Linked DNA regions of Homo sapiens: region 2 is linked to region 1. The links are chromatin contacts, found by Hi-C or POLR2A ChIA-PET in ENCODE. All regions are on one chromosome and are shown on one strand. The core of a region is the stretch at or near the end of the contact, and the rest is flanking DNA. Distances in the headings are between cores, read along the strand shown.

The links. A loop is a pair of places that touch in the nucleus more often than their neighbours do. ChIA-PET counts read pairs that join two places held with the same protein, here RNA polymerase II (POLR2A). Pooled maps may share reads with other maps.
Region 2: a map of naive thymus-derived CD4-positive, alpha-beta T cell shows a loop between it and region 1 (2.9-fold over the local background). The contact joins two enhancer-like sites. A Hi-C loop is called at or near these places in 3 of 168 maps with a recorded cell type or tissue (CD4-positive, alpha-beta T cell, CD4-positive, alpha-beta memory T cell and naive thymus-derived CD4-positive, alpha-beta T cell), 3 of 37 single-sample maps with no recorded cell type and 11 of 50 pooled maps. POLR2A ChIA-PET finds 5 or more read pairs at or near these places in 2 of 52 experiments (Panc1 and activated T-cell).

Annotation. Positions count from the first base shown.
Region 1 is chr7:30,346,730-30,349,692 of GRCh38, reverse strand. The region is part of intron 2 of ZNRF2 (zinc and ring finger 2); the gene reads right to left. Among named protein-coding and RNA genes, the nearest start is that of LINC01176, 43 kb to the left of the region's middle. RefSeq lists a silencer at 1,246-1,540. Within about 2 kb of position 1,477, at least 14 of the 41 ENCODE cell types and tissues checked have a DNase peak (open chromatin) inside an H3K27ac peak, as active enhancers do.
Region 2 is chr7:30,562,009-30,564,971 of GRCh38, reverse strand. It overlaps GARS1-DT (GARS1 divergent transcript), which reads left to right. Exons shown (of 7, transcript NR_038889.1): 4 at 974-1,241; 5 at 2,844-2,963. Among named protein-coding and RNA genes, the nearest start is that of GARS1-DT, 14 kb to the left of the region's middle. RefSeq lists an enhancer at 344-393. Within about 2 kb of position 1,496, at least 7 of the 41 ENCODE cell types and tissues checked have a DNase peak (open chromatin) inside an H3K27ac peak, as active enhancers do.

The DNA.
Region 1 (2,963 bases), core at 228-2,727:
GTATACTTTTAAAATTAGACAAATGTTTAAATTTTAATGTATGTAGGCTCATAGTGGCAATAAAAGAGTCCAGCAATCTGGGTAATACGTAGCAATTTTTTTTTTTTTAATTTACAGTTTAGTTTCAAACTCCAACTCTTCCAATTTATTATGGAATATAACAGGATAACAGTACCTACCTCACAGGGTAGTGGTAGAAATAAATAATACCTCTCAAATGCCTAGTGAGATACCTGGAACAGAGCAGGTATGTTCTGAACACTAGCTACGTGATTATTCGCAAGAAGGGAGTCTGAGTTTGTTTTCTGCAATCTTAAGTGGTAATAATGATAAAACCTGCTTGACCTGTCTCTTAGGATCCTTGTGAAGATCTTAGGAGATAATGCAAATGAAGGCAGTCTCATGGAAAAAGAACAGGCTTGAGCTTTGGACAAGTCACAAACCTCTTTGAGCCTCATTTTCATAAAATAAATTGCAAGTGATAATACCTACATCTCACATGGTCTTTAATACGGATGATTAAAAATAAATCTAATGAATGTGAAAATGTGTAAAAGGCACTAAATGTTAGCTGATTGTAAACAAAATTTTACTACAGCAATATTGAAATAAGCTGGAAAATGCCAATTCACACAGCTATGACAACATACAACAATAAATATCAAATGTTACATCAGAACTATCATTACATTTATAAATCTGGATTCGATATCATTTTGTTAGAATGAATTTGAGGAGTAGTATTACAATGTGCATATCTACTACTGTTTTTGTTGAAAGTGAAGTATGTAAGTAAGGCTTTTTCTCTTCTGCTTCTTCTAGAGGCTATGAGATAATTAGCAGGCTGACTATAATCAGTATGCATGGGTCACAAACTCAGATGCCTAAAGATGCAGCTCATCTTAACTATTTTATAAGAAAAAAGAATAGTACAATTGTAACAATAAATGCCTGTTGAATTTGGTCTTGGTTTCAGGGATTTTTAGAGAATGGAAGCAAACCGGTACATGTAGTCCTATCAAAAAGGGGCAGCTGCTTTTACGAGTAGAATGCCATGGGAAAATAAAGGCCCAGGGTGGCCAGATGTATATTAAAGCAGGTGGAAATATAGGTATTCAGATGAATATTCTCATTTGTGAATGCTCAAAAAACATTTCTGATGCTGTGTAAGCAAAATAAAACATGGCTGTGAGTCAGATGTGGCCAATCCTTTGCCACCTCTGTATTAAAGAAACAGGGTAAATTCTATGAGGGCAGGGGACCTTGTAGATTTAGCTTATCCCAGCATGCAGCATAGTGTTTTGCACATTCTAAGTGCTCAATAAATATTTTTTGAACAACTAATGAAGCAACCGATCTCAGAAGACTAAGGAAAACACCAAGCAACAAGTGAAGAGCCAATGAACAGAGAAAATGCCCCAAAGCAATGGGTTGTTGTTGCCACTGACTTGAGCACTTTGACTGCTTGTGGTTTTGGTGACTCAGCTGAAGTCAGATCTTTTTTTTTTTTTTTTTTTTAACATTTTTAAGTGTATTGACTTCTTTATACAGGAAGTGCGTGTCAGCCACTCAACCAAAAAGTACTGAATATATAAATGTGCCAAGTTTACCAATAAATGCTTGCATGTTTATTAGTATATGTGGGTGAAGTATTAAAAGTATGTATGAACAGGAAAAATATTTAAAATGTCCATTCCTGAGATATTAAGGCAAAACATAAAATTCTAACATATTTAGAAAAATCAAGTATCTAAGAACCAGCAGCTCTGGCTAAATTAGAACTTATGCAACATGAACAACTGAGAAATCTTTCTTGATCCCCTTTACCTTGCTCCTAAACTACTAAAATAACTGTGACTAATTGCTGGATCCTGGAGAATATAAATCTAGATTCATCTGAAACCTCAGGTAATGTAACCAACCATGTGAAAATCAAGAAACAGCAAGTGTGAAGTTATTTTGTTTTATTTTATTTTTTTTGAGACAGAGTCTTGCTCTGTTACTTGGGCTGGAGTGCAGTGGTACAATCTCAGCTCACTGCAGCCTCTGCCTCCTGGGCTCAAGCGATTCTCCTGCCTCAGCCTCCAGAGTAGATGAGACTACAAGCATGTACCACCATGGATTTTTTTTTCTTTTTAATTGTTCTAAGGAAAGGGTGAAAAACACATTGATTTGGGAAAAGGTTTATTTCTTTTCACTGGACTTGGTCAATGTCCTCTAATCCTTAAACTGCCCAAGCAGTCAGCAGTACCTAAGTGAATCTAACAGAGCAGGGAGGAAGGCTGCTCTCACTGACACTGAAAGCACCAGAAAGAAGCCAGAGTTGGGATGAAAATGAAAACTCTCCCTGCTCCAAGGAACAATTTCCAAATTCAAACAAAAATTCTTCGTGTGACAGGCTACTGACCAACAGGCTCACAAAAGAGAAATAACTTTCATTCTATTTTTTTCTATTTGAGAAAAAAGATAACAGTATGACCGACATAGGTAATGAGAGATTCTGTAACTCGTAACATTATATAACTGAGAAAGATCATTAACTATGTAAGTATATGCAGGAATGGATGAGGGGGAATCACACCAAAAAATTTAAATAGGCACCTACTATAGGGACAGAATAAATGAGGGAAGACAGGAAGGAAGGAGGCAACAATGATGACAACTTTACCAGTAAAAATTCCTAGAATGAAAAAACCCGTAATTTTTCAATTTAATATTTCAGAGGCAGTGAAAAAGTCACTGAAAATAACAAATTAGTAGTCTAGAATAAATATCATGTAAGTAACTCCAAAGAAACCAAAAATCATTAATAAAACTGTAAGAAGACAAATCTAAAAACTCTAATATTAAAATTACAGAAGTCACAGGAAGAATAAAAGGAACAAACAAAAAACAATCAAAGAAATACTAGAAGAAAGTAATCCCTAGGCTAAATAAGACTTGATTTTAGACTGAAAGGGCTC
Region 2 (2,963 bases), core at 247-2,746, 220 kb before region 1:
CTGTTTATAGGTGACTTTTTAGGATTGTGGAGTTAGGCAAAGCTGGGATCACTCACACAGCCTGATAGGGGATTTTCCTACGTGGGTGGGCTGACCTGGTGGTCCTGGTTACACTGCCCACCAGCCTTCTGGTGTCTCTACTAGGAGTAAGGTGCCTTCTCTTTCTCCTCCAGGACCCCACACCTCCAGACCCTGCTGAGGGAGGGCCACCCATTTCTAGTCCCAGCTCCTACTCTAACTATCTGTGTGACCTTAAACAAGGCCTTTCCCCTCTCTGGCCTCAGTATCCGCCTCTGAATAATGGGGCTGGGCCTGCCGACCTTCTGGCCCTTTTCTGCTCTGTGAGTTTGTGAACTTGTGATAGGGAGACAGGAGTCCTAGGAAGGAAATGGAACTGGTGATAGGGAGACAAGAGTCCTAGGAAGGAAATGGAACTTGTGATAGGGAGACAAGAGTCCTAGGAAATGGAAGGAGAGCACGTTTCACTCTGTCCAGCAGAGGGCAGCAGCTACCCACAAATCAACAGCTGAGCAAGGCCAGGGCTGTGTGGGAGCTATGCACAGGTTCTGCCTCCAGAAGCCTTCAGTGCCTGCCTCTGAGCCAGAGGGTTCCAAGCAGAAGAGGTCCCGCCCCCGGAGAGGGACCTCAGAGAGGTCCTCCAAGCCCCTCTCAGCTCTTACTTACGGCATCCCAGATGCCCTATTCCTCTTCTGCAGAGAGAAGGTGGTTCAGCCACTAAATGGTGCTGGGACCTCGCAGTTTGGTGGGAAGGAGGAAGCTTACTCAAGCAAGGAATATGAGACAGGCAAAAACCCACGCATAAGCCAAAAGCCCCTCCAAAGCGAGGTGTTGTTCCAGGCTGACAAGTGTCCAGCAGGGTGGACTTCAGACTCCCTGTTAGGAACTGAATTGTGTCCCCCAAAAAGAGAAAGTCACCCCAGGGTATGACCTAATTCAGGAAAGGTCATTGCAGATGCATTTAATTAAATGAAGATGAGCTCATGCTGGAGTAGGGTGGACTCTGAACCCAGTGGGACAAGCGTCCTTATTAAGAAGAGGGAAATCTGGACACACACAGAGCAGAGACCGCCGTGTGAAGATGGAGGCAGAGATCGGAGAGATGCTGCCACACGCCACAAATGCCTGGGGCTCCCAGAAACTACACGGAGCCTCCCCCAGCGGCTTCAGCAGGAGCATGGCTCGGCCAACACTTTGATCTTGGTCTTCCAGCCTCCAGAACGGTGAGTCGGTGAGTTTCTGTGGTTTAGGCCCCCCAGTTGTGGTTGTTTCTTACGGCAGCCCCAAGAAACCAATACACTCCCCCGTCCACTTTCCACGGCAGAGTTTGGGCGTCACTGAATCCCACCTCCACAGCAGGTTTTGCTTGGACTGCACAGTATTTATTGATGCTGCTGTTGGTTTTAATTTCTAATGTGTGTGCCTGTAGCTGTACCACTCCTCCTGATGACTCACCTGGCTCCTGCGGGCATCTGAGATGTGGTTTCTGCTCCACACTTCCTGGGGGAGCAGAGGAACTCCTCAGCCTCCTCTCAAACTTCTCTCAGGTTGTGCTGTTCACTCCCTCCCCAGGCTTCCGGTCCACACGGACAGCTCTGACCCCGAGAAGATTCTTTGTCTTAGACAAACATCTGCCTCCCTGTAACTTCGGTTCACCGATACTTGCTCTGCACTCCAGGGCCATACAGAACCCCTCTGCTCCCTCTGCCCTTAGCCATTGGCTCCTAGGAGACACTAGCTTGTCCGGCCGTCGCTTTAAACTGTCTAGTTCCAACTCCCTCAGAACTTCCTCAGTGATGCAGTTTCCTGACGGTCATATTGCCTGGATAAGCTCCAGTATGTTCAACTCCCTCTGTGGTTCAGCAACCAGGACTAAACAGGATTCACCTGATGCACATTCTAACCAGAGTCAAGAGGGCAGAAGCATCGCCTCCTGCGTTCCAAGCTCAATATCTCAATTGTAATCCCCACATGTCAAGGGAGGGGCTTGGTGGGAGGTGATTGGATCATGGGGGTGGTTTGCCCCATGCTGTTCTCATAATAGTGAGGGGTTTCTCACGAGATCTGATGGTTTTATAAGGGGCTCTTTCCCCTTTGTGCACCCTCTCTCTTTCCTGCTTCCTTGTGAAGAAGGTACTTGCTTCTCTTTCTCCTGCCAAAGCATGACCTTATAATTGTAAGTTTCCGGAGGCCTCCCCAGCCATGCGGAACTGTGAGTCAATGAAACCTCTTTCTTTTATAAGTGACCCAGTCTTGGGTATTTCTTTATAGCAGTGTGAAAATGGACTAACACAGATATTTGGCAGGCATCCAGTAGTCTTCGATAAACACAACCACCATCTAGTGGCCAGAACAGCCTTATCGGACCCCACTGTCTGCAATGAAAAGCTGTTCCTTTCCTCATCCTTTACAGGGCCAAGCACCCAGCATCCTGGGACAGTGGCCCCGTGTGCCCAGCTTTGAGGATGAGCTCATGCCTGGTTGCTCTGGGTGGAGAGAGGGAAGAGTTGAATCAACATCCATATGTATAAATCTCCTTTTGTGCATTTAGAATCACGTCCTTAGAATAAATTGCGATCAGTGGCATTACTGAAGCAAATTGTATCAAAAATGCAAAAAAGACCCATTTTTCCAAATTGTTTTCTAACAAGGAAGTCATATTGTTTGCTTTTTGATACTGTTCTTTAGAAAACGATGCATGAGAGTTTTACATTTCATATAGTGTGTTCTATTTATTTTATACTTTGCAATTTCTGTAATTTTTAAGCACTGTTCTTCCCATACTAGAGGCTCTGCTCTAACTATTCAACTTTTGTTTGTCCTAGTTTTCCTAAAATTCCCTTTTCCACTGGTGTGTGGTGCAAGATGAGGCACATTTTCCATGGATGGTGAACAGAGGGAGGAGCCTTTTGATCACAACCAGGTCACCCCACTTCTAAGCCACT